Regions from separate parts of the Mus musculus genome. Here region 2 is linked to region 1. Evidence: chromatin loops called from intact Hi-C (ENCODE). Cell type or tissue: gastrocnemius. All regions are shown on one strand. Each heading gives the region's core, and the rest is flanking DNA. Links, peaks and the distances in the headings are about the cores only. Region 1 holds the start of n-TEctc11 (a tRNA gene). Region 2 holds the start of Zkscan3 (zinc finger with KRAB and SCAN domains 3).

The links. Peaks named below come from ENCODE experiments on the same cell type or tissue, not always from the same donor. Only the 100,000 strongest peaks of a DNase experiment are listed, where the experiment ranks them.
Region 2: a loop joins it to region 1, with 6 times the contacts of the local background. A loop is called at or near these places in 3 of 42 quality-filtered maps.

Annotation. Positions count from the first base shown.
Region 1 is chr13:21,155,402-21,167,456 of GRCm38, reverse strand. n-TEctc11 (a tRNA gene) reads left to right here and starts at 6,601; the gene lies at 6,601-6,672. It overlaps n-TFgaa4 (a tRNA gene), which reads right to left and starts at 6,052; the gene lies at 5,980-6,052. Gm32298 (a long non-coding RNA gene) reads right to left here and starts at 1,120. Exons shown (of 3, transcript XR_382107.1): 1 at 1,091-1,120. In gastrocnemius, for the core only: a CTCF peak has its summit at 8,444 (motif pointing right); DNase peaks (open chromatin) are centred at 7,197, 7,808, 8,461, 9,179 and 3 more places; H3K4me3 peaks cover 3,558 bases; H3K27ac peaks cover 1,985 bases.
Region 2 is chr13:21,399,950-21,416,118 of GRCm38, reverse strand. Zkscan3 (zinc finger with KRAB and SCAN domains 3) reads left to right here and starts at 13,364. Exons shown (of 6, transcript NM_001145778.2): 1 at 13,364-13,447. In gastrocnemius, for the core only: no CTCF peak of the experiment used is centred there; a DNase peak (open chromatin) is centred at 7,478; H3K4me3 peaks cover 2,121 bases; H3K27ac peaks cover 2,145 bases.

The DNA.
Region 1 (12,055 bases), core at 4,056-12,055:
AGATTAAAAAAAAAAAAGTCATTTTGATATTTTGATCCTTCTGCTCCCCCTCAGGACATATATGCGAGGGGTTGCGGTCTTAACAAAAGCATTTCCTCAGCCAGTCATTCCATCTTCTCACCCTTTTCGCTGCACATCAAATATGCAAGGTCGTCTTCCTAAGTCCCATAGACTTTTCAACACACTGCACGCAATCATCTTACTACCCTTCGTTCCAGGAGTCCAAAAGGGGCACAAGAGAGCTCAAAACTTAACGAATAAATTGTTCTTTATATAAACTCCCGGGAATCTGTTAGTGTGAGAACAGGAAAGAGTGAAAACTGGAGCTACCCAGATTTGCGTGGGGGTTGAACTGGTTTCACACTAGGATTTCTCTCGTTCTTAGTGTCTCCCTCGGATCTGGGAATCGTTCATTGAGTGTTTGGTTTTCCGCGTAAAGTGCAGAAGTTGGAGAAAACACAGAAACCATTTAAAATACTTTCCCCACCCCCCCGGAAAGCAAAGTGGTTTTATTGTCTCTGTCTCTGCTGTTGCTGAGAACCCCGACTTTCCATTTATAAAGTGTTCTAAGTGTCATAAGCATTACAATGTTCCAAGTGACCCAGTCATGGATCTTCAGTGCCCAATGTTAGTGTGTGTAGTCCAGTTTGTATAGCCCTGAGTGGTTACCCTGTAATGTAGAGTAACTGCTAGTTTGTATCAAGTAATGTGGACAGTGCTAATTTGTATCAAGATTCTGAGGTTGTTTTTGTTTTTGTTTGTTTGTTTTTTTGTTTTTTTTTGTTTTTTGTTTTTTGAGTCTATGAATAACACAACGGTATTTTTCAAGAGTTCAGATAATGAAGATGAGAAAGATTAGCATCCAAATGCCAGCATCACCACCCAGACAACACAGGAAAACTCTGATTATCCTATTTTAACAACAGACAGAAGGACACACAACTGGATTAGGGAATAGATTATCAAAACAGAGCTAACTGCTCTTCACAGAATGAAGAATTTAGATGTGGAAGCATATAGGGAGCGTACTAGTCAAGGTTTCCTAGAGGAACAAAATAGATAGAATGAAGGATTTATTAGAGTGGCTTACAGGCTGTGGTCCAGCTAGTTTGACAATGCTGTTCACCAATGGAAAGTCCAAGAATCCAGTAGTTGTTTAGTCCATAAGATTGGATGTCTCTGTTGGTCTTTAGTATATGCTGGAATCCTGAAGAAGTAGGCTTTAATGCCAGTGAAGGGATGGACTGGCTAGCGAGAGCAAGCAGCAATAAGAGAGCAAGCTTCCTTCTTCCACGTCATTTATATATACTTCCAGCAGAAGGCGAGGCCCAGATCAAAGGTGTATCTTCCCACCTCTAAAGGCATTATCTTCCCATCTCAAAAGATCCAGAAGTAGGTCTTCTCACTTCAAATGATTAAGATTAAAAATCTCTCCTAGGGGTACCTAGATGCTTGGATTTTAGTTAATCTAATTTTATTCAAGTTGACAACCAAGAGTAGCCTCCACAGGAAGAATAGCTACCACAAGGAAAAACTAAAACTCGCAAGTCCAGAATGAGTCAGACAGTAAAAAGCAGACAATAAAACATTCCCAAGCAGCATCATTGCTCAGTTGAAAGTAGCACTGTGCATTATAGATGAACAGATGCTGTCTTAGGGCTTGTCTTACCTTGGTTTCAGTTGTTGTAATAGAACACTATAAAAGAGGCTTAGGCAGGAAACGACTTATTTCACATTCAAGTTGTAGCTCATCATCTAGGAAAGTCAGGGCAGGAACGAAAGGGGGAAACCTGCAGGCAGTGAAGCAGAAGCCATGCAGGAGTGTTGCTTACTGGCTTGTTCCCTAGGACTTACTCAGCAGCTTTCTAATACACCCCAGGATCACCTGCTCAGGGGTGGTACCACCTATAATGGTTGGGTCCTCCCATGCCAATTACTAATTAATCAAGACAATGGCTATAGATTTGTCTATAGGCAAGCTGTTGGGAACTCTCCAGAAAACTCTAGCCTTGCCAAATTGTCAGGAAACAAACAAACAAACAAACACAAAATAGCCTAGACATAGCTCCTGAGTTTAAGAAATTGTAATCTCAGAGAAAGAGAGAGAGAAAGAGAGAGAGGGAGAGAGAGGGAGAGAGGGGGAGAGAGAACATTTTAATGCCATGGGCTAGCCCCAGTGCAGATCTTATTTGGACCTCAATCTCCTTATCAAGTCATGCATCAAATCAGAGCCACAGGAAAATAAAATGTTTCCTTTAGCTCTTAAGTACTGTCATTTGGAAAATGACCTTGGAAACAATCTTGATTAGTACAAACACTTAGTGAAACCTTATGTACTGGTTAATTTCTTTTGTCAGCTTGACCGGGTTCAGAATCCCCTAAGATGGCTTGCCTATGGTATGTCTGTCTGGAGTTTCCAGAGATATTTAACTGAGGGAGGAAGACCTACCCTGGGTGTAGACAGCTGGATGGAATAAAAAGGAAAAAGCCCAGAGCTGTCATTTGTGTGCTCACTGTGGACTCAGTGAGACCAGTGCCTTCACACTCTCCCTGCTGTGACTCCCTGCACAAGGAACAGCACCCACAGACTGGGAGCCACAGTAAACTCTCCTTCCCACAAGGGGCTTGTGTCAGCTATTTGGCCTCAGTGACGATAACGGTACCATTCAGTATAGGAAACGTGACAAATGGTTATTGATAATTGATCATATTTAACAGACAGTACAAATAGAAAAATTAGCAAATTCTATTCAGTCTCTAAACTTACTATAGAAAGTGAGAAAATATTCCTTAGACTGTTTGTTTGGTTTGGTTTGGTTTGGTTTTGTTGGGGGAGGGCTGGGGGGAGGGTGAGTCGGTGTTGAGACACAGTTTCACCTTGTATTTGTTGTGGTTTGTATATGCTTGACCCAGGGAGTGGCACTATTAGAAGGTGTGGCCCTGTTGGAGTAGGTGTGGTCTTATTGGAGTAGGTGTGTCACTGTAATTGTAGGCTTTAAGACCCTCATCCTATCTACCTGGAAGTGACTATTCTGCTAGCAGCCTTCAGATGAAGATGTAGAACTCTCAGCTCAGCCTGCACCATGCCTGCCTGGATGCTGTCATGCCCCCTCCTTGATGATAATGGACTGAAACTCTGAGTCTGTAAGCCAGCCCCAATTAAATGTTGTCCTAATAAAAATTACCTTGGTCATGGTGTCTGTTCACAGCAGTAAAACCTTAACTAAGACATCATCCTTGGCTGGCCTGAAACTCACTCTGCAGACCAGCTAGTCCCAAACCCATGGAGATCTGCCTGCCTCTGCTTCTTGGATACCAGAATTAAACCTGTGACACTTTGCCCTTCTTGTATTGCTTACACTTTTGATATCCTCATAGCCTATGTCACTGCACAGGGTGTGACTTGCTTACTTAAGATAGCAGGACTTTCTATTTTTTCTCAGGGTTAGGATCATGTTTCAGAGTCATCAAAGTATAAATGAACGCTTAATGGTTTGTTCCTTTGCTCGGGAAAGTTGGGAGATAACAGCACCAGGTGTGTATTGACAAGATGGTTTTTGTGGTTCCGGGTCACAGCAAAGATGTCAGAAGGTTGGTCTGGTCTAAACCGCATTTCCAAACTGTAATACAGGAGGAATATGCTTCTGTAACTTGGGAAGGTTGAAGGATTAACACTGGGGGAAGGACTTGAATAAGTTCTATACTTACATTTTTAATAAGGCTTAAAGATCAATGTGATTTTTTTATTAGTTAGGCAGTACGCCATCCATCAAACTGAAAGGGGTTCCAGTACGGGGACTTAGGAGGAGGCTTTAGACGTGCAAAAGGATCAATAAAGTAGAAATTAGCAACAAGAAAAAAGAATCGATCATTTCATGTTTCCTTCCCCTATGATTAAAGCAGGGCTCTTCTTATTATACTGGCTCAGGTAGACTGCGCCCCTTTTGACTGGTGGCTGGCGGCTGCTTGTGTTTTACACTTGTTTATCTGGGTTGTTTCAAAGTTCTGTTTGATTACTTAATAGAGCAAGAGACTCTGCTCTGATTTGGTCTGTTGGGAGGAACTAAATTCTGAGCTATGGCTTCATAAATTTTATTTAGGGATATCCTATTTAATAATCGTGACAAAAATTCATATGCTAAGAAAAAGAAAGAGAAATTTTGGAGTTGTTTATTTTTTAGATTGGCTGTTTACACTAGCAAACAAAGTAATGGTCTAAGCATGGCACTTTCCATCATACTGTTTTCAGTTGTTCGTCTTTCCTGCTGCCCTGCCCATGTCATTTATGCTTGCCATAGGCAAAATTCTGAGTATTCATGATGTTTTGTTGTTGTTGTGGTTTTTTTTTTGTTGTTTTTTGGTTTTGGTCAGGGTTCTATTGCTGTGAAGAGACACTATGACCACTGTAATTGCCATAAAAGAAAGCACTTAATTGGACTGCCTCAGAGGTTTAGTCCATTATGATCCTGGTAATGGTGGGAAAGCAGGGCTGCATACAGACAGACTTGGTGCTGGTGAGGTAGCTGAGACTCTTACATCCTGATCAGACAACAGGAAATGAATGAAGACTCTGAGCCCAGCTCGAGCATTTGGCACTCCAGAGCCCAGCCCCAGTGATACAATTCCAACAAGGGCACATCTCCAAGGAGCATATATCTGCCAAGTAGCGTCAAACTACTGCACGTGCCCAAATGTTTGTGCTGTTACTAGCTGGCTTACCCACCCAAGCGAGGTTGGGGACCTGAGTGCTACAGGCTATGTAAGAGTTGAAATCGGGCTGAACATCAGCTTAGTGTTTAGGGCAGGTCCCACTTGCTGTGGGGTTCTGATTTCCATCACCAGTTATTAACAAAACAAAAATGCAAAGAAAATACAATCATAAGTTTTACCTTAGTCTGAATGCAGTTTGCCATTATGTTAAAAAAAAAAAGTCCTAAATATAGGTGATTCACAGAAACAATCTTAGAAACAGCCACAGGAGGAGTAGAATATCCTGCTGTACCACAAAACAGACAGGAGAGTTATAATTATGACCTGTTTTATTTTTAAGACAGAGTCTTACTTTATAGCCCTGGTTGGCCTGGAATTCTCTATGTAGACTGGGCTGGCCTTGAATTCATAAAGATCCTCCCTGCCTCTCCTACCTGAATGCTACTGTCAACACAACCAGACACAAGTCTTATTTTTGTCTTTTTGGTTGTGAGTTTTAGTCTTTAACAGCAGAGTCTAGTATTTTAAAGGAATTATGAACCATTTCTGCTTAAGCAGTTTTCTTGTGTTTTTATATTCTTTTTTTTGTTTTGTTTTGTTTTTTGAGTTCATTTATATTCTCATTTTATTGTTTAGCGTTCTTCTGTATTTGTGAAAGGGCAGTCAGGACTGTGACACTGGACTGTGTTTTATAAGGTATTGTTACAGGAAGCAGTTAGGCAACAGAAATGGGACCTTTTTATTATCTTTGAAAATATATGTGAAATTATTTAAAAGCAGAGAAATTAAGTAAAAATCAAAGTACAGGCTCAGAGTAGCAACTATCTCAAGTTATAGTAGTGAAGTGATGAAATAGAGTCACCATACAATACAGGGGGAAAAAAAGTGGCGGGAGAGTTGAGTCTCTGCTTAAGGAACAGTTGTCAATTAGCTTGCATCACAAGAAAATTAAACAGGGCCAAGAAAGTGTCACAACATGTGGAAACTGGGAAGTTGATGGTTGTGATCAGTTGGACTGAATGGTATAGCCCGTAGCTGAGTCTGATCTGATCTGTAAGACAAGAGAACCTGGGCTAGCTTGATTTAAAAGCTTTTGAGATATCTTCATGGGAATAAAGAAGAGGTAAGTTCTGAGAAACATATGAGTTGGAGAAAAAAGATGCGGAACAGCTGAAAGCCTGAAGGAAGACAGTAAATTTAGAAGTAATTTTATTAAAGAAAACAAAACCAATAAAAAACCAGCAAGGAAAAAAAAGGAATGCACGCGGTTGCCGAAACCCGGGATCGAACCAGGGACCTTTAGATCTTCAGTCTAACGCTCTCCCAACTGAGCTATTTCGGCCACGCCCAGCATGCTCTCACGCTGAGTTCTAAAGACTTTCTCACGTAGGTCCAGGCTGGGCGTGACCAAAGAACTTCACGCTTAACAGCGTTACTTAGGCAATCTAAGATGTGATGTTCAAACAGCTTCTTGTATCATAAAGAGAAAAGCAAGGAGACAATTTAAATCACTCTCTAAAACTTTCCTTCCTTAGCGCCGTTAAACCTAGTATTCGAGAGGCGGAGGCAGGCGGTTCTCTCTAAATTCAGGGCTAGCCTTATCTTCGTAGAGTTGCATCTTAGGGCTGAGACATTGTCTCAAAAATTACCTTAATGATCTTGTTAATTTTTAATAATAGCAACATGTAAACATACATTTTCTAGAATGTATTCTGGGTCAATTCCTACATATAAGCAGGGGAGCACCAACTCTATCGTACTCTTTCACGTCTTCTGAATTTGATTTGCTGGAATTTGTGGTTGGTTAACTGAATGAATCCATCATTAACACATCAGATAGTTGTTTGGCCAATTAAAGTCTTAGCTCTTGCAAGAGGACAACTGGCAGTTTCCCTGGTGGTCTAGTGGTTAGGATTCGGCGCTCTCACCGCCGCGGCCCGGGTTCGATTCCCGGTCAGGGAAGTGCAGTTTTTGTTTTTCCAAACCTCACTCAAACTTTTGGGTCGGAACATTGTACAGTAAAATTACCGGTTTCATAAGTGAGCTTCAGCTTTGTATCCAATTTACTTATGCTAGTCCAATTGCAAATTACCAGCTTATGTAATTTCATTATTTTCAAAATTTTACTAATTATTTGATCCTGTGAAGACCGAGCCTTTTATTTTCCGAATGCTCAAATGCTCTTGCTAAAGGAGTTAGGTTCTGTTGCCAGAATCCACTGGATATTTCTAACAGCTGGTTACTCCATTTCCAGGGGATCTAGCGCTTTCCTCTTTCCTCATGGTCACCAGACACCCCCGCAGCACACTGCCATACACGCAGGCAGAACAGTCATATATTAAAATATAAACAAATAAATCGTATTGAATTTATTTTTAGTGTTTATGGCTGAGTGTATACATGCACGACGTGCCCGCAGAGTTAGAGGCGGTCCTGAGCTGCCTTGTAGGGGTGAGCCGGGACCCTCTAAAATAGCAACAAGTGTTTTTCATTGTTGGGCCATTGACCCACCCCTTTCCCGTTATTTTCCTTCCTCCTCCCCATCTCTCTCCGAACTTGTAGATTTAAAAACTCATGCTATAAGGGTGACTCGGAGAGGGGGGAAATTCGCAGACCATTTTCTTGAGAAGCTGGCTAGGTTTGCACAGGGTGTTGTAAAGATAAATTGTAAAGGAGACAAGTGGGACCTCGCGGTGCTTCCCACCGGCTGGAAGTTTCCTGGTGACTGGAGCAGGAGTCCCTTAAATGTGTTGATTGGTAAAAAGCTGAAGGGCTCAAAATTTCTAGGGTCCTCTGGCACAAGAGAACTGTTTAAAATGCTTTAAATAGTTTTTTCTAAAGAGAGGGAACATTGAATTCTCAGTGCGTCGTATTTAACTAGGATTCTAAGACATTTTAAGTCAAAGAATGAGAATTAATTGCAAGCATCAGAGAACCTGACGGAGAAGGTCGCCCCATTATGACATAAATCCCTAAAGGAGAGATCCATCCTTGACTCTGAGGCTATACCGCGGAGCCCTGACCATTTAAAGGGATCAGATTGCTCCCCTCAAGTGACAGCGGTGATAATGTCTGCATATCCCTTGCAGAAGGAGAACAGAGAACGGCGAGAGCGCGGGTCTGAGCCGTTCTGGCAGTTGTGCACACGCCAAACCCTCCTTTCACACATATAGTGCATACTACAGAATATATTTCCAAAGTTCCTCCTTGCCCTTTGATGGTAGACGTGGAGTCATCGAACCGGTTTTCCGGTTTTCCACTGTGGCTACCTAGGTTAAATGTCCTCTCTCTGCCCTTCACAAATCCTCTCTGACCTGTGAGACAGGCTGTTAATTGTAGTTTGTTGTCTGGACACTCGGAGTTAGAACTTAGTTATAAACGTCCAGTAGCATACTCGTAACTGCATTCTGTAATCATTTGCCATTTCTGTTCAATTCGAGGTACCTGAGGCTATCCTGACTGGCTAGGGTTAGGAGAAAGGGGTTCCGGGCGGTAGCATTGCTTCTTCCAAAGTGACCAGGCAAAAATAAATACGTAGTCACCGCGCTAATGGATCCTTGATGCTCACTTACTCTCTGAAATTCTTTATTCGTTTTTCTACTTGAGTTCTACTTCACAGACCTTCAACAAGCAAAAAACAAACAACCAAAAAGCAAACACTAGAGAGAAAAATCAGTTCCTGGACTGATGTTCCTAAGAGACAAGGAGCTGCTGATACAGCAGTAAAGCAAATACCACCAGAAGGCGGCGCTCTTGCTCCAGGTCGGGCCCCGAAGGCTAACGTTGACGTCTAGTGACTTGCTGTTAGAAGCATACATTGTGGAGAGATCACTGTGGATAGGAACAAAACACCGAGAGAAGAGAGTTGGATAGTCAGGTAGAGAGCTCAGAGTCACTCGACATGCGAAAACACATGGATTCAGATTAATGGACAGGGCAAAAGTAGTTGGTAATTGCTTTGGTTTTCCTGGGAATCCTTTTTTTCTTAGTCGTTATCCTAATTTTCCTGGGAAACAATACCTTCTAAGTGCTGAGAAGGGTGCAGGGTGTATGATGCTACTTAGCCAGTCCACTCCTATAGAAGGCCACTTGAAGACAAAGCAGAGATACCAGTGGAAGCTGAACTTGAAGGAACTTGCTGACTTTTTTTTTTCCTGTTAGAAATGGACCTTTTCGCTTGACTGAGAGACTTAGACTCTTTTAACTGAGTCGAATCTTTCTGGTTCAGGAGTAAAAATTCACTGGACACGCTCTTGACCCCCTAAGGAACGCGGGGGTTGCGGGGGGCGGGCAGAACTTTACTAATACAGTTAGGTCATAACAGCAACTGTACTTTTACAGCATTGGAATCCTGGCATTTCAAAGTGAGCTGTCTTTGGCTTTTTCCCTGGTGGGAATTCCGCTGTATGACCTCTCGGTGAATAGATGGGACTTGAACTCTGCAGTGAGGTGGGCTGTGGAGGGATGCAGGGCTTTTATTTTGCAGATCACGGACCTACAGATCAGTGGGGTGTCTGCGTGCCTCCCTCCCCTTTCCTGGGTGACTAAGGAACAGAGGTCATTGGTGTCTCCAGCATTTGTCAAATAGGGATAGGGGGAGCGACGACACCCAGAGGTCCTTCAAGGAAATACTCCTGTGTGGTAGTGTCCAAGCCATCTAATTCGTTGGATTTAGGATTGTATCTGGGAAAAAAAAAATCCTACCTCTGCCAAGGTTTTTCCACATTGTCAGTGCGCCCTCAGCTCCTAAGATTCCACTCCCTGTTACACAACTCTAAAATGCTTTTATGGTAACATTTCCTGCCTTAATTGCTTTTCTATCGCTGAGGCAAGACACTATGAGTAAAGTATCTTATAAAAGAAAGCATTTAATTTGGGGGTCATAGTTCCAGAGGGCTAGAATCCGTGGTTCTAATGGCAGCAAGCATAGAGCTAGAGCAGTAGCTGAGAGCTAATATCTCCAGCCACAGCACAAGGGGTGGGGGGAGGAGAGGAAGGAGGGAGGAGGGAGAGGAGAGAGAGCCCATCTCCAGTGACACCCTCCTCCAAGAAGCCCCATCTCCTAACCCTTCCCAAACAGGTCCACCAACCGGGGATGAAGTATTCACTCACATATGAGCTTATGGGGGTCTTTCTCCTCTAAACTACCACTCTTCCCAATCATAAATTTGTGGGTGAAATAGTTCATTTCAGCAGTAATTGATGGGAACTATTTAGGAATCAACTTCTCATCTAGTACATAATCCATATTACTATTATAATATATGATATATTAGAATATGATTATTATTAATTTTTTTCTAGTGTCTTTACTCTGAGAACTAGAAGTACTAGAGTACTCCTAGAATGTCAGTCAAAGCCTACCCAGAGAGGACTTTTTAATTGTGGACTATGAATTCATGTTTGCAAACCCTTAGAGAACTCTGCTAAACTGTAGATTCTGTATGACAGTACCCTTCTGTGTGCTTCCTTTTGTAGTCAGTTCCTAAAGTGCTAACTTTGGAACTGGGAGAAGGATGTCGAGGCCAGGAGGGGGTGGGTGACTTTCAGAAGGAGCCGAATTCCAAAGCATGGGAATAAACTGCTGCAAACAGAGGGCCACCCTGAAACCACAGGGACATGGGATCCAGATTGCTCAGGGCTGAGTGCTATATGGGCTGTCAGGCACCACAGGTGCTCTTCGTGGTCACCTTTCTGATTTCTACCAGGCACTAGTGAGCTAAAGGTTCCAGGACTAATTCATCCATTATATATAATATATATGTATATGTATAATTAAGTGCATATTATAATGTATATAAAATAATATTTCTTTTGTTTGTTTGTTTTGAGACAGGGTTTCTCTGTGTAGCCCTGGCTGTCCTGGAACCCACTCTGTAGACCAGGCTGGCCTCAAACTCAGAAATCCTCCTGCCTCTTCCTCCCAAGTGCTGGGATTAAAGGCGCGCACCACCACTGCCCGGCTAAAATAATGTTTCTATATAGCTTTGAAACAGAGTTTCTTTATGTAGTCCTGGCTGTCTTGGAACTCACTATGTAGCTCAGGCTGGAATCAAACTTACAATGTTCCACTTGCTGTGTAGGTACTGGGGACAGAGGCCTGTGCTACCTTATCTTGCCATTCAAACAGTTTTAACTGTGTATTAGATGAAGAATCTCTGGAGCATTGTTAATGAGGGAAATCCTTGGTAGTGGTGTGATTTAAACCCACATCCTTTAAGAGGCTACAACCTTAATCCAGCACCTCATACCACTTGACCACACTGCCAAACCTGAGTGTTTTCCTTCTATATGCAAATGTGAGCTCCTGCAGGCTTTCCCTCAATGTCCTGCATCTCCTTCCTGCCCACCAGTGACCCTGTTTGACAGGTGCAGAACATCCAGCAGCCTGGCAGAGGGGTGTGGTGGTCAGATACCCTGGTGAGTTGCCTATTTCACAGTTTCCTGCAACACTGACCAACAATCAATTTTTAAAAAAGATTTATTTATTTATTGTATGTATATGAGTACAATGTCCTGTCTTTTGACACACCAGAAGCCATGTGTCAAATCCTATTACAGATGGTTCTGAGCCACCATGTGGTTGCTGGGAACTGAACTCAGGACCTCTGGAAGAGCAGTCCATGTTCTTAACCACTAAGCCATCCATCATCTCTCCAGCCCGACAATTAGTTTTTTTGAGTCACCATGTGTAGCAACTGGATGTTCAAGGATTCAGCTCTTACCGTTGATCCTGACCCCAGAGATTAAGGGGCATCCCTGAGACCGTCCCCTATTTCAGAAGTCAGTGACAAACTCCACGTCTTCTGCATTTCCACCTGACTGGATATAAGTTGTGGGTTCTCGTCACCCATGCTCAGGGTTCATGGCTTGCTGGAAGGACCTATGGAGCTCAGAAACTCATTTATTTATATTTACCAGATAATATAAAGGATACAACAGCCCAAGAGCTGTAAATACAAAAGGCAGAGTGAAGGACCAGGCACAAACCCAGTTTCCAGTTTCTCTGGATTGGTGTTCCTCTCAGGAAACTGATTGTTGGGCCAGATTGAATCAATCACCTTGGAGTGGAGTTTTGAGCCAGAACAGCTCAGTTGAATCAGCTAGCCAGAAAGAACTAGAAAAGGTGACTTTACTCAACAGTAAGACTCAGAGGTTAAAAACATTCTAGACCTAGAATAAGACTGTACAGATCCTAGGAGCTTCCAGGCTCATTCTGCTTTTATCTGTGTCTAGCTTGTTCTCTCTCAAATCTGTCTCTGTAAAACTGCCTCTCCCTCTTTGCTGTTCTACTCTCCCTCTAACTCTACTGCAGTGCTCGCCATGAACTCTACTGTATTCTTAT
Region 2 (16,169 bases), core at 3,126-11,125, 250 kb before region 1:
AAACTAGCTGACATGCCATGATAACAAGCGATCCCATTGCAATATACCTTATTACATATAATTTACCTTAGTAAATTGCTATATGCTGTTTGAGCTCAAAAAAAAAAAAAAAAAAAAAAAAAAAAAAAAAAAAAAAAGCTGGTTCTGAAGGAGGGCTTGGCTCCTCCACTTCAGGCCCAAGCATGTTTGTCTAGAAGTATCCTTCAAGACCTCTTGTCTGGGGAAGGATAGGCTGCCTCATCCCTGTCCCTGAGGCAAGAGGAAAAGACAACAAATTGCTTAAGAGTTAAGCTACCATGTCCTTGGGAGCCTGGTTTGGTTTCTCGCACAAATGTGGTAACACATAACCACATAACTACAGTTCCAGGGGATGGAACCCCTTTCTGACCTCTGTGGACAATTGGCATACACATGGTACACATAAGTGCAGGCAAAACACGTGTGCACATAAAATAAATCTAAAATAAAAATTTAAGAAACAAATATATGTGATTTTTTTTAGATGCCAGTAGTGGGAAGTCTCACTGCAGGAAGAAATTCTGCCTGTGACCTTATTTGTTGACCAGAGGCTCCAACCAGCCACGTGTGACTGCACATCTCAGTCTTTTCTTATCTGCTCTGTTCTGCTCTCATGTTCTAGTCATCTGCTTGTGGTTTTCTTCTCTTCTGCGTGCTTATGTTTAATAATCTCGCTCTCATTTTGAAACCAAAAGCATAGCCATGCTGGATCATTCGCCATGCTGAAAATAATTGGAAAAGTTGTCAGAATCTTCAAAATGCCATTACTGTTTCTAAGCAGGAAACAGTCCAGTTTAGCTGAGGAAATCACAAGCTGGAAATACCTCCCCTTTTGCATGGTGGCTCGGCTGTTTTTTCCGTGAGCAGTCAATGATCCAACAAGCTCAAAGATTTTAAGCTACACCCTGTAGCTCGGGCTTTGCAAATGGCTACAGGGAGAAATAATATGACCTTTCCAGCCAGATGGGAAACTATTGAGGAACAAAATTGAATAAAACAGTAAAAAGTTCAACTAGAAAAGGAGATTGTCAACATGTCAGCATTCCTACTAGGCTGTCCCGGATAGTTACCTAGCAACAGTCAGGTAGGCCTGGCTTGCGATAAAAGAGACTGTTTGGCCTCTCTTAGCTCTGCTATCTCTGCCTCTTTTCCCTCTCTGAGCCCTTTCTCCCTCTCTCGCCTTCCCTGTCCCTGAAACCCCCCCCCCCAAGTGTTGCCATGCCTCCTCTCTCCTCCTCTTTCTTGCTCTCTCGCTCACTTGCTCTCGCTCTCTCCTTCTCTGTCCCCCTCTCTTTTTTTATCTCTACTCCCTTCTCAACCTCCCTTCCCATGCCCCTGAATAATCTCTACCCTATACTACACCCGTCTTATGTCTGGTACCCCGGGGTAGAAGGATGACTCAACATGGTCCTGCTGAGGCACCCCCTTCCACCACATCATACCGTGATCTACAAAACATAACTTTGGCCCTTACAAAAAATATCAGAGATGATGTATTTGTAGTCACGTTGCTGAGAAACATGTGTTACAGACACAGGAAAAGGAAGGGCATGGTATCTGCAAGAAAAGTTCATTTTGAAAGAGGCTGTGAGGTGGGAGTGGTGGGGGAGGGGTGCAAGGAGCAAAGACCTGACTGGTAACTCACGGCCCTCACCTAGTCACCTATGGTACGCCTTAAAAACTGTGCAAACAAGTTAAGGAACCGGTGAAGTGTTTACTGGGGCGGGGTGGGGTGGGGGTGGCTGATAATTTAAAGGCAAGGATCTGGATCAGGATTATTAAAGCTGCTCCTCTTGTCAATAAGCAAGTTACCACGACTCTGCTAGTGAATGAGGCAAGTAATCCAACCAACCAAGGGATTAAAAAAATAATACAACTTGGGTAGCTGGGCAACTCCAAGCCACCCCCTTCACACCCCAAGTGACAGCACAATGAGAGCTCTGGATGACACCTATGTCGTCCTGAGAACTGTGGCAGATTCTTAATGGGAATAAACTGTGAGTTTCAAGAGGGCTCAGAGGGTAAAGGTACTTGCCATGCAAGCTTGATAACCTGGGTTTGATCCCACTGATGTATATAGGAACTGGGCATGGAATTGTCCAGAAGTTTACAGGCCGACTAGCATGGAGTACACAAAAAATAGAAGCAACAAGAGTGATCATGGCTCAACAAGATGGAAGGTGTGAAATGACTCCCAAAACATTGCCCTATATACACACACATATACCATTGCACGTGTGTTGTGGATGGGCCTGGTGCTGTTTGTATTTTGACAAACAGCTCTCCTGGGAGTGGTTGCAGACAAGGAGTAAGTCACATACTCAGGTGACTTCTTGTGAACCAATTCCCTAATGAATAAAGGAGCCAATCACTGGACAAGTAGGTGGGGCTTCTGGGTTGGCTGGAGGAAGAGTGGAAGCAGGAGAGAGTTAGGTCCTTTTGGACAGGGATATTGTGAAGACAGGATGTAGCTACCAGTGTCTCCTGGTTTCAGTGGCAGATCCATCAGGATTCACCACCAGAGGATTTAGAATTAATAAGGCTTACAAGATCGTGATTTAGTTGATATGCCCAATGATTGAGTTACCATCTTTTCTAAACTAAGTTTGTGTTGCATTTTCTTTCAGGAGGTGGCTCATCCAGGTTCAAGAGAAAAAGGTATGGCAGCAAAGCATAGGTTTACCTGAGGTGTGCCACATAGGCCGTGGGGGTTGGCGTAGTAACAACCCACCAGTGGGAACTTAGCGAGCTGGGTGGAGACGTTTCAGGAGCTCTGAGCCCGAGAGTCTTCATGAGATAAAACAGGTTGGACATTGCCTGAGAGTGCATGACTAGCCAGGCCACCCCGGGGCAGAGAGTTGCTGGCACAAGCACAGGAACACGACGGTTCCTTTTTTAATATTTCCCGAAACACATATGCATGTCTTAATTCAAAAACACACACATAATACACATGGACAATAATAAATATTTTAAAAAAACAAAAGATAGAGACGCTAACCAATGATTGCCCAGCCATTTCTGCTAGGTGGTGTGTCTTGGAATTCTGTTGGTTATCTGCTGCTTAATGTTTTGCTCCCTTGGTTCTACTTGCTAAGTATTTAATAAACTCATTCATTCAAATGGAAATGTTATCGTGGATCATTCTCTGTGTGGAAGACCTAGGAATGAGTCAGTGTGGCAAAGAACTAAAACTTCCTGCTGATGGACAGAGAGAACCTGAAGTTATCAACAACCACACAACGGGGCTGTTCCAGAAGAATCTGTCACCCTTATTTACACTATCAGATGGCTATACTAGTCTTGACTGACATCTTCATTCAAAATCTCATGACATTCTTGTAAGCAGCAGCCAGATTACCAATTCACACAAACTCAAACACTTGTGTTTTTTTAAGATTTATTTATTATTTATGTTGCTATCTTCAAACATAACAGAAGAGGGCATTGGATCCCATTACAGATGGTTGTGATCCACCATGTGGTTGTTGGGAATTGAACTCAGGACTTCTGGAAGAGCAGTCAGTGCTCTTAACCTCTGAGCCATCTCTCCAGCACCAAACACTTGTTTTTATAAGCTATTAACATTCAGGGGGTGATTGTTTACACAGAAACAGGGAACGCAGGCTTGTAACCAAAGCCAAGCAAACTCTGCTCTTCGTTCAGTATTAAGTGTCTAGAACCCCAATCCTCATCTCACCTCCTTTCTGGGCTTGCAAAGGTCTTCAAGACTAGCCACCGCCTCCTTCCTGATGTCTGGGTGCTGCTGCTAGAGCCAGGCCTGCAACTCCTAAGATAGGATGGTCAGGAACTGCCCCAGCACCAGCAGCTCCAGGATCTGCTCCTTGCTGTGTGTGGGTCTGCAGAGTTCCCACAATGGCTCAGAGCTTTCCAAGGTTCAGGAGTCTCTTGGTAACAAGAATCCCTAAAATGTCGTGAAGCCTCTTGGCCAGAAAAGCTGTTCACTGGAAAATAGCTTTGTTGGTCCCGGAGAGGACCTTCCTGAATCTTCACACTCTTAAGGACATCCTGTCCCTGTGGTGAAACCATTCTGGGATTAATTTAGAGGGTTCACAGCAGTGAATTGAAAGAAAAAATATGATTAAAGACTCTTTGATTCAATCTTCCTATGGAGCATGAACCTGACAATATAATACTATGTCAATGGTAAATAAAAGTAGTGATAAAATACAGAGAATGGAAACAATGTACAAAATTTATATTAATTAAAAGTGGCCAGGTGCAATGGCACAAGCCTTTAATCCTGGCTTCATTTAGGAAGCAGAGGAAGTTAGATCTCTGAGACTTGGAGGCCAACCTAATCTACATATTGAGTCCCAGGCTAGCCAGAGCTATGTAGTGAGAGCCAGTCTGAAAATAAAAATAATTTTTAAGTATAAGTAGGTATTACTTGCATATGTTTGGGAAAGCATATGGTAAAGGGCAGATTAATAGTCTTAAGTCTAGAACCTTCCCTATAGTCTTGTATTTGTAATACCTTCCACCCTTGAGTTGTGACTCTGAGCTCAACTATATGACTTAACTTGGCTTATGTGTTATTGGTAAACCAGAGACTTGAAAGGCACTTGTGTAACTGCGTTTGGCTTACTTTTCCCCCTCTCAAATTGACATAAGGTTATACTCAGGAATATACCCTTCTTGATCTGAGACCCAAGAAGAGATAAGTTACCCCACTAATGATGAGACCATCCTAGACCAGCTAAAAATGGAGATGTTGACAGACATATGGGTATGCCTAACTTAAGACCTGTAGGATTATGTGGTCATTCTACAACTGACAGCAAACATACATATATGCCCTGCCCACCACTGGCCAGCTGTGGCCCAAGGCCCAGTGATGTTACACTATTCTGTCAGAGCAACAGAGAACTGAAATACAGGAGTGAGGATGTGAACAAATGGGGAAAATGAGTATACTTTTGATTGTGTAGTTTGTATACTTGTATATCTGATTATTGTTAAAATTTGGAATAAAATATGTATTCCAAGGAGAGAGTGAGAACACAAAGTGTAATGATTCAAATATCTGGCAATATATAGTAGCTGAAGGTAATGAAGGCTATAAAAAGGACAAAAGGGGAGCTTAAAAAAAACCTCACTGGGCCTGAAACATTGAAAACTATGGATTAGAAGCAAGTACTAAATGCAGTGCAGTAGGATTAGTTTAAAATAATGGGATTGCCTGGTGAGAAAAGACAAATGAGGATACAATATCACAGACCACACAAATGACATGAAGAGAAGTCACTCAAGGTTACACATCATGTTGCTAATAATAGGCAGGGGTTCTGGTGGCTTAGCTATGAAACATAAGTATGAACAAATAAGAAAATGTGTGATACAGGACATTGACAAGATTCCTAAGAAGGCCAGCAAATGCCACCAATGCCTCACAACTGAATTAGTACTGAGAAATAGCCAATTCCTGAATGTCTGGCCTCCAGAGGAGCACCAGAGTATGTGCACACAAATGCATAAAGATTCATTAGAGTGAAATAAAAAGCTAAAAATTTTAGACTCTGTTTCATTGAAAATTGCAGTAGGGGAGGAGGGCTTGGGGATCAATTAAGTTCAATTCTTAAGTGCAAAAGAAGTGACCTGCACATTGGGTTGAGGACAGGAAGAGCACTGGAGCCTGCTCAAAGCCATAGGCCAAAGGAATGAAAGGACACTAGAACGTCTCTGACCATGGGAGGAGAGGAAAGTGACAAAGCAGTAGGCTGGGAAGACATTAAAAACACGAGAGCTTGGATTTTATAAATGATCAGGGAAATTCTAAAGACTTTAAAAAAGAAAGTGCCAGACTGTATTTGTGTATTGAGAAGTTCTGCTACTGCGTGGAAACAATGAGAACAAAAGCCAGAGTGGAAGCAAGCCAGAAAGAGTTGGAAAGAGTTGAGAGAAAGTTAAGAACCTAAGCTATCGCAATTCATCCAGAAAGACTTCCACTTAAGTAAAGCGACTAAAAGATACAGTTTTGAAAAACTGATACAACTGAAGGAAGAAACAAATGCACTGCCCTCATTCAATAGATGTTTCTGGAACTGGGACTAGCTTAAGACTCCTGGATACAATTCTAATGCACACAAGGAAATGTTGTAGCTTAGAAGGTGTTTTCAAGGTCTATTCCTGTAAAAACTAGAAAGATCCTTCCTACATTTAACATCCAGTTGCTATGGATTACCTGTAATCCACAAAGAAACCATTTCATAAGTATTTACTAAGTGCCCACTGTGTGTCAGGCAGCAAAACAACTGCAGTTTGATGTGTTCCCATAGTCTTCCCAGAGTGAACTAAAACCAGAAAAGTATAAGAACATTTTCTCATTAGCTTTGGCGTACTTAGCAATAATGGAAAAACAATAATGTCAATCACCTATGTTGCAACACAATCCCCAAAGTATACTGGGTCACAATTACAAGGAAATAGAGGAATAACTTAAATACCCTGAAGGAAGACTCAAAGCAAATCTATTAAGATGATAATATACAGACAAGCCAATGGCTCTTCCACAAGCTGATGGAATGGGAAGAATGGGGAGAGGGGTAGAGTTATAAGTGAAGGAGATTTTAAAACTACATACAAGTGGCCTACAATTGCATCCGAATTGGAATAAATTAATTGTAAAAGAAATCTGACAGAGGGAATTTGAATGTAAACTAGGTATCAGATAGTATTAGGGAACGCTCTTGCTTCTAATTGTGTCTGCTAATGATATGATGAATGTAGGGAAATGTCCGTAGACATGCGTTAAAGTCTGGAGAGCTTGCTCAGTGGTACTTGCAGAGGACACCATGCTCAGCACCCATGTGACTGCTTACAAAACGTCTGTAACACTAGTTTCAGGGTACCCTACACTTTCCGGCCTCCGTGGGCACCAGGCAGCACACAGTGCACAGATGAAAACACTCAACCACATAAATAAAAATTAATAATTCTTTTAAAAATATACTGGGGGATGACATGTCATGATACTTGTAGTTTATTTTACAATAAAGAAAATTATATGAAACAAATGCTGCCCGTGTTTCCGCTTATGAGAAAAGAGTGATAGTATGGCTAAAGGTCTAGCTCACTGGTAGAACGGTCTCACTGTTTAGAAAGGTGCTTAGCATGTCCCTGGTTTCAATACCCAACATCATAAAATAGAAATAAGGGCTGGAGATCCGGTTTGGCGGTAGAATGCTTGCCTACTCTAAGAAGATGCCCTGGGTTCCACTCTCAGCACAATCAATTAATCATCAAGGACTATAACTGTCTCAGGTGTCTCAGGACTGGGTTTGAGCCAGGAAGATCCAGCATCCTCCAGATTTCACCCAGACTCGGAGCCCGGAATCAGGGTTGGATCGCGCCGGCGCAATTGACACCCCCACCCCCACCCCTTTTCCAAATAAGGACTTTAAATCTCCTGGAAAGCGGAGAGTCGGCAAAGCCCGCTGGACTCAACTTCCCAGGTCCCTAACAGCTGTCCCCGTCAAAGACAGGAAGTGCGTCATCGGTCCTGAGGCCAGGAGCCAAATTAAGCCTTCCTTCCCTCCCTCTTTCTAAAAGCAGCTTTTCTCGGGGAATTATGAGATAACTGAGCTTCGATGACGCAAGGCTGTCAAGCTTAGGCCCAAATCGCTACCCCACCATTGGAGGCTGAGTTTGTAGGGCGCGCTGGTAGGGGCACGAAAACAAAAACTGTGGGACTGGAAGTGACTGCTAGTTCCCAGCCTGTATTCCTCCTCAGGTCAGATCTGTTCCCAGCCTTGACTCTAAATTGACAGTGTAAAGAGAGAAGAGAGGCGGCGAAAACGTAAATTTGTTCGTCTTCGGGCATTGCTTTTGTTTTGTTTTTGCCTTCCCTCCTAGAGCCTCCTGTATTTCTCTTGTGGGTTCATACTATAGAATATGGATTCTCAACCCGTGGGCTGCAACACTTTTGGAGAGCCAACGACCTTTTCACTGGGGTACCCTATCAGATAGCCTGCATATCAGATATTTACATTATGATTCATCACAGTAGCAAAATGATGAAATATCGACAAAATAACTTTGTGGTTGGGGGAGGGGGGTCACCACAGCATGAGGAACTTTATTAAAGGGTCTCAGCATTAGGAAGAAGCTGTGGAAGAAGACAAGTATGTGAGCAAGCAATTGCAGTGTGAAATGAGTTAAAACAAAAACTTGTGATTCGGCTAGAGTAGAAAATCCTGTGTGTGCCTGGCAGGTGAGTTAGCAACTGCCTTGCTGAGAAGTAGGCTCCACCTGGACCCACACGGAAACTAAATCAACGGAAAAGCCTGCCGTTTCTGCCTTCCTTTTGTATGTCTCTAAAGCAGGTTCCTGCTCAGCTCTGCATACGGATATGTTAACTCTTTAACTAGTTTCTGACTAAAACTTGATGATACTCATTCCCCATCAAGGTTAAAGCCACAAAGGTGAGACTAAGAGTAGTACTTACGGCCGGCTTTTGCTAATTTCCTATCCCGGATCCTGAAATGGCACCCGAAAGTCCTCCGTTATGGTCCTACGACATGGACAGCAGAGAAAGAGGGCCCTGCAAACAGAAAATCCCACGGGGATGCTTGAGAGGATGTTAGGATTGCCTGATTGACCGGAAACAGTAAGCTGAACAGCCTGCTTAAGAGCTAGAATGACGCAAAGGTGTTTGTACCCATCAGGGCTGTTTTTGATTCAAAAACTGTTTTGCTCCGATTACAGTACAGTTCTTTTGTTGGGTCACCAGACAAAGCATTTTCCCTCTGGCCTGTGTGGAAATGGATCCCAGAGTTCACCAAAGCATGTGGTACTTAAAACGTTCTTGCACAAACAGAAACGTTGGGATTGGGAGAGTGCCTTCTGAGCAAGCAGCTGCAGTTGACATGTAGCTTCCTTAAGGCATTCTTGAAGTGCTTAAGGCAGATAGATCTGACATTAGCTCAGACCAATGGGCTGTGGCTAACAGGCCTTGCTCAGGGTAGCTAGGACCAAGTAAAACAGCTATTAATAAATGAGTTAAATAGTCCCAGCTCTCAATATGATTGAAAATATTAAAAGAAGTGGTAATAATAAAGCCCTATCATTATTTTAATGGTGCTTTAACAGTATTAAAAGTGCTTTAACAATACTTCAAATGTTTAAGCAAGATTGTGTTGAGATACTTGATGCATCTAAAAAACTGAGCAATTCTGACTGACTAGAAAGTAGAATGTGCAGCAAAGAGCACCAACACTTACTTTTCCTGTATCCCCCAGAGAGGAATCTAGGTAATATGATTAAATTCCCACCCAGAAATGTTATTGTAGCAGCTTTTTGGAAAACAGACTATAAGGAAGTAAGAATGGGAGCAGGGGGATCAGTAAAAAACTGCAATGAAGTCCTTAATGAAAGCAGTGTAAGCGGGGATCAAGGTAGTAACCACAGAACTAGAGAAGAGAGCAGACAACACGAGTCAGAAGCTAACGCTGATGTCTTTGTGCCCTTGAAACAGACTGTCATATAGTTAGTTCAGTCTGACCTCAAACTCACTTTTCAGCCCAAGATGGCCTTGAACTCCTGATACTCCTGCCTCTGCTTCCCAAATATGGAAATTACAAGTTTATGCTATTAGTTGATTTTTAAATTTTATTAATTATTCAAAGTCTGTTTAATACAGTCTTGTGCTAAAGGTTTGCTCTTGGACTGTATATAATAGTCATGAACACAAGTCTCTCATTCTCATACATTTTATAATACAAAATAAAATACTATTCTTGAAACCATATCTAAGAAAAATAAATCAAAATTATAAACAGAGTACCAAATGCATATTTAGTCTGGAAAAATCATGACATGTGTTACAAATTTTAAAGCCTTTCAGGCATCACAAGCAAAAATTTAAAAAGTAACAGTTTAATTATGTAAATACCTGATATACATCTACAATATTTTCACATTATTTCTTAGACCGTATGACCTTGTACTACTTATTTTTATGAATTTCTTTTTGATATCCTAGGCTGGCCTCAAACTCAATATGTAGCTCAATTTAAGATGACCCTAAATTTCTGCATTATCTCCCAAGTACTGGGATTACAAGCAATATCACCACACTCTGTGGAACTGAGGACTGCAATCAGGGCTCTGCACACATTAAGGATGAACTCTACCCGCTGAGCCACATTTTAAGCCTCTGTATTTATTGGTTAAATTTTTCTAGTAATAGGGAATGGAGAGATGACTCAAGAGCTAAGAGGGTTGCTACTCTAGCCTAAGCCCTGGGTTTGATTCTCAGCACCTACATAGCAGCTCACAGCCACCTGTAACTCCAGTTCCAGGAGATCCAGTATTCCTTTCTGGCTTTCTCCAGTGCCACACGTTCACATGGTGGATTGACGTTGATGCAGACAAAATACTCATACATGTAAAAAAATACAGTGAAAGTAAAAAAGGAGTCTAATTTCCAGTGAGCTTTGCCATTCAGGTGCTCATCATTTTTTCCTAAAGAACTGTTTTCAGTGTGATGTGTGTGTGATCTCAATACTGCATATGGAAGAGAATGAAAGCAGATCCTTATTCTGATCCTGTACAAAAGCCAACCCTAAATGAATCAGACCTTATTGGAAGATCTTTAACGCTGAAACTCTTAGAAGGAAAAGTAGGAGAAAAGCTTCAGAGGCAGGATGACTGTGAGGATGACGCCAGTCTTCCAGGAAATACATGCCAACTGCTAACAAATGCTGTCTAAAGAAATTAAGAACACTGACTGCTTTTCCAGAGGTCCTGAGTTCAAGTCTCTGCAATCACATGGTGTAATAGGATCTGATGCCCTCTTCTGGTTCGTCTGAGGACAGTGGTGGTGGTGGTGGTGGTGGTGGTGGTGGTGTGTGTGTGTGTGTGTGTGTGTGTGTAATCTTTTTTTTTTTAAAGGAGGAAAGGAAGAAATTAAAATGTGTCTGTATAGCAAAGGAAATAATTGAGGAGAAAGACAGCCTAGAATGAGAGAAAATCTTTATTAACTGGACCATATGATCCAGTTATACCACTGCTGAACATTATCCAAATGACTCCAGGTAAACATAACACAGTGATAATTACATATCAATGTTTATTACATCACTATTCACAATAGCTAAGTTCTTAGACTAAACTAGCCATCCATTCAACAGAGAAATAGGTTTAAAATGTGATAGATAGATAGATAGATAGATAGATAGAATTTTTCAGCTGTAAAGAAAAAGTTATATCAAAAGTTATAGGAGATGAATATAATTGGTGATAATCGTACTAAGCAAATGAATTCACATTCAGAAAGACAAATATTGCATGCTTTCATTTGTAGTTCCTAGATTTCATATAGATAAATAAGACCACGCGTACTTATGACACAAAAATAGAAGCAATGCTGTCTATAGTAGTGCTTTCAACCTGTGGGTCATGACCTCTTTGGGACCTCTTTCACCAAGTTCACATATCAGATATACTACATATCACATATTTATATTATGATTCATAACATCTAAGTTACAGCTATGAAGTAGCAATGAGAATAATTCTGTGGCTGGGATCACCACAACATGATGTCTCTTTGTGTGTGTGAACCACTGGGTTTAATTGTGTTTACTTGCATGACCATGAGTGGGGCTGTTTTGTTTTGTGAGGATGGCTCTCACCCTGTAATCCAGAACTCCAAGCTGGCCTGGAACTTGGAGCTGTAACTTGAAGTGGCTCTTCCTCCTCAGCTTCCCACATGCTGGGATCATAGGAATGAGCCAATTTCTCTGGCTTTCAACTATCTATCCTTAATAAATAAAGCCTTTCTGTTTCTGTTGAGGTCTCTTTTATATTTTCTTGCTACTGTAATGATTATCTTTTAAGGTGATGTTTTCTTATTTGTGTTTGTTATAAAAATGTAACTATCAATATCAATTTTGAAATTTTAGTAGCTTTGCTAAATTTGCTAATTATAAGTTGAAGATTAAATTATCTTGGCTTTTTCTATAAAGGGCATTCAGAATGGTCCTGAAAACTGTTATATGTTGCCGGGCGTGGTGGCGCATGACTTTAATCCCAGCACTCTGGAAGCAGAGGCAGGCAGATTTCTGAGTTTGAGGCCAGCCTGGTGTACAGAGTGAGTTCCAGGACATCCAGAGCTACACAGAGAAACCCTGTCTCGGAAAACAAAAACAAAAACAAAAACAAAAATACTGTTATATATTTATAATTAATAGTTTAATTTCCTCTCACTTTTATTTTCCCTTTTCATGCAGTTTCTAAACAAACATTTTCTTATGCATTTCCCTAGGGCTTCTTTATGACGATAGAGAACATATAATTTTCCTTTTTCTTGACATCACAGAGATTTCAGGAAGGCTATATAGGAGCTCATTCTTTTGCTATCTTCCCTTAGTTGTCCTTGGAAAAAACAAATTTTGAAAGTCTCTTGGTGCTAGAGTCATCTTTCCTGGATAATGTAGCTACCACCTGTGATCCAAGATGCTTTTCTTTATAAAGAATAGAGACCATCACTAAAAACCCAATTGGATACAGAACAAAGACTGACAGATCATGGTGGTCCCAACCCCAACAGATACATCCACATCATGTCTCCTGCATCTATGGCTCAGAGGACATGGAGGAAGAGGAGGCAAAAAAAAAATTGTAAGAAATCTAGGATGTCAGCTGTGAAACAGCCTCCAAGAAATGGCTGCATACACAAGACTGAAACAATTGCAGTATCAATAGACAATATCAATATCAATGGAAGGGGGTAAAATTTCACAGGGTGCCACCCCAAACCAAAGAACTACTGGCAACTATTGACTGCTGGGAAATGGAGAATTAGTCTCTCCCTAAGATGAGCCCTCTTATTAGCTGTCCAATGCAGTCTTGAAACCTTGAAATCATATGCACACAAATAACATATAAAAACAAAAACTTAGCCAGTGGAATATGTACATATATAGATACAGATATCTCTATATCTGTATAGATATAGATATATACTTGTTCATGCACATACATATATACAACATATATACATATACACAAACACACATGAATGTAGCAATAACAAAGAAAAGAGGCTATCAGCTTGAGAGTGAGAGGGTAGGAGAAAAGACTAGGGGGAGGAAGGAAAGTGATGTAATTCTACTTCAGTTAAAATTTTTTTCTTTTTAAAAGTCTTTTTACGAGGCAACCAAGAGGACGGAAAAAACTGGAGGAAGTAAAGGGAGGAGAGAAAATGTTGCATTGCTACTTCAGCTAAAAGAATTTCTTTTTAAAAGTCTTTTTACGAAGCAACCACTAAGAGGAGGGAGAAGGGGGGGATCATAGAGTGTCGCTGGTGCCTAGAGAAGCCGGAAGTGCTCTGTGCCCCGCCCCCCGGGGTCGGACTTTCGACACTTTTGTGACTGCGGGGTGCTACGAGGTGCTGCGTTCGCGGGTGGGTTTGGGTCCCGTCCTGTTACCGTCCTCCCGCAGGGGTCGGCTGCTTGTGGGGGTTGGGGGTGGGACAAAACATCTTCCTCCGCGGCCTAGTGGCGCCGAGAAGATAAACTCGGTGGCCACTTGGGCCGAGCGCCCGACAGGGCCTCGGGCGCCTCGCCTCAGGCCGGTTCCGGGTGTCTGGTCAGTCTCAGGGCGTTTGGCGATGGGATTCTCGGGTCTTGTACTTAAGCTTTGAAAATGGGAGACGTCACAGTTTTGCTTTTCCTGGAGACAAGGTCAGTTCCAAGGTCTTTATTCTGGGGTACTGGAAGAGAGCCAGAACTTTGGAATCGGGTTGCTTGGTCGAATCTGGCCTCAGCTCCTTTGTGACTTCTCCCCCCAGTCCCTTAACCTTTCTGTGTTTTGCTATTTTAGGGGATAATGATGTCGCCTAACTTACTGGATTGTTGTGAGGAATAAATGGCTTCATTTGTGCAAAGGTGCTTAAAATAGTACCAGGCACGGGGTAATCTGCACAGTGTAAAGATAGCTGTTATTATTCCTGTTGCTTTTCCTAACTAGGACAGCACTTTCTCTTCATCGATCAGCCTTGGTACTGGCTGTTGTCTTTTGAATGTTAGTACTATTTATCAGTTCTCTTTATAATGAATGATTTCTGTATTTTAGGAGGGAAAATAGAACATTCTGGAAAAGAGCCTATCCCACAGCAAAGAGTAAAAGTGGTTTGTGTAGTGTCTTGTAATGGTCAGGCTCACAGAGGTTTAAAATCCTGGGGATGCCTTTTTTTTTTTTTTTTTTTTTTTTTGGTGGGAGGAGGAGCTTGAGAAACAGGAGGAGCGTCTAACCGCGAAGGATTAGGACCCTGTTGTAAGCAGACATTGCTGCCGACCTGCCAGCTTTCTGACCCTCAGCGAGATTCCTCTCCAGTGTGAGAACCACACGGACGGCTGATAGTTAGAAGTGATGATAGGTAGATTGGCGATAGATTAGAGATAAGTCGATCTGATCCTGAGTTCCCACTAACACCCTTTGTTCTTTTTGCAGGTTTTTAAAGCTAATATTGACCATACACAGTTTGCCATGGTCATTGAGTTGATGCCTCTTGTGGTCTTTGAAAGTCCTTTCATCTTCCTTCTTTTTCTTAAGGAATTGGATCTTTAACCTCCTGAGGGTATACAGGGATCCCTGAAGCATTCTTTTCTCTATTTGTAACTTAACAAAAAACAAAAACAAAAACAAAACCCTTGTCTTTGGTTTACTTATTTGGCAAACGCCTGTGTTGGTAAACAGTCTTCTGATCCTGTACCTTTGTACTCTGCCCAGCTGGTGAGACTCCAGATAGGCAAGCTGACAAAACGTGAGTGTGTGAAGCCGTTATTAAGAATGTATCAGTGTTCATTTTTCTAGCCTCAGCTCTACTCTTCTTCCTTGATCCCAACAAAATGCTTTGGCCTGTACTCAGGAAAGAAAGAAGATAAGGTTTTGTTTACTATTTAAAATGACATTAGTAAAGATTTGAATGTGAATCAGAGAGAAACTCCATCTCACCTGCAGTAGTAGGCCCACCATTCAGCCATAAATCTTATAGTCCTCTTCAGTCATGCTTTTCCTGCCTTTCCCCCATCCGTCCTTACCAGCCTCCCTTTTCCTTCCTTTTCCTGCTCTCCTTCCCCTGTCTTTCTTTCATTCTTTTTACAGCTAACTAGAGGCCAAGACAACAGATCCCTTCATCTGCAGGTACAGCAATGTGCTATAAAGTAGGAGCTTTAATTTAGACATACTATCATGAACAGAATTGATAGTAATTCCTTAATATTGCATTCATGCTTTCCTGATTGACCCAAAAGTATCTTTTTACAGTTAGAGCATACTATATTTAAACTACATAGTACGTATAGAATTGCTGTCCCTTGTAATCTATGATAGTCCACCTTCCTTTTGCTTCCTCTTTAAAAATAACATTTATTTGTGGAAGAACTTGGGTTTTCAATATTCTCACATCAGTTGCTTTATTCTACTGATACTTTGAGGGGGGGGGAGAGGATCTTCTCTTTAGCTTCTTAGTTCTCAAACTTGGCTGCACTTTGGATCACACACTAAGTTCTCAGGTACTGAGGCCTGTGACCCACCCCCAGAGGCTAGTTCAATTCTCCTTGACTGTCCAACTATTAGGAGGCTTTCGAAGCTTCCCAGTGGTTCTCTTGCATACTATAACTTTAATCTTTTAATTTGTTCTTGTGTTTTTTCCTGTACATGAGTTCATGGATATAGAGGCTTGATTAAATTTAGGTTTACTTATTTGACTAAAATTATATTATTTCAGCTCTCTTGTGGCAGCTAATTAGGAAGTATTTCTGGATTCTTCGTAAGAGTTCACCCAGGTGTGATGGTTCACAGCAGGACTCTCCACTCTTGGGAGCTGAGGCAGGAAGATTGCCGAGAGGAAAAAGAAAAAACAATGAATGAGTTGAGGTTCCTGAACTTCTGTCAGCCGTGTTATCTCATAAATCATAGGAAATTGGAGTGAGAAATAGAAATTCAAGTGGGCACAGACTTGGAACTGTCTTTTCCCTTAGTAATTCTAGCTTACCTGTTCCCATCTCATTTCACTGAGTAAAGAGGGATGACCTGCCGTCTCAGTGTACCCACAGAACTTTGCAGTCAGTCCTAGTTTAAAATCTAGTTTGAATCCTGATTCAAAGGAATCAGCTCTTCTG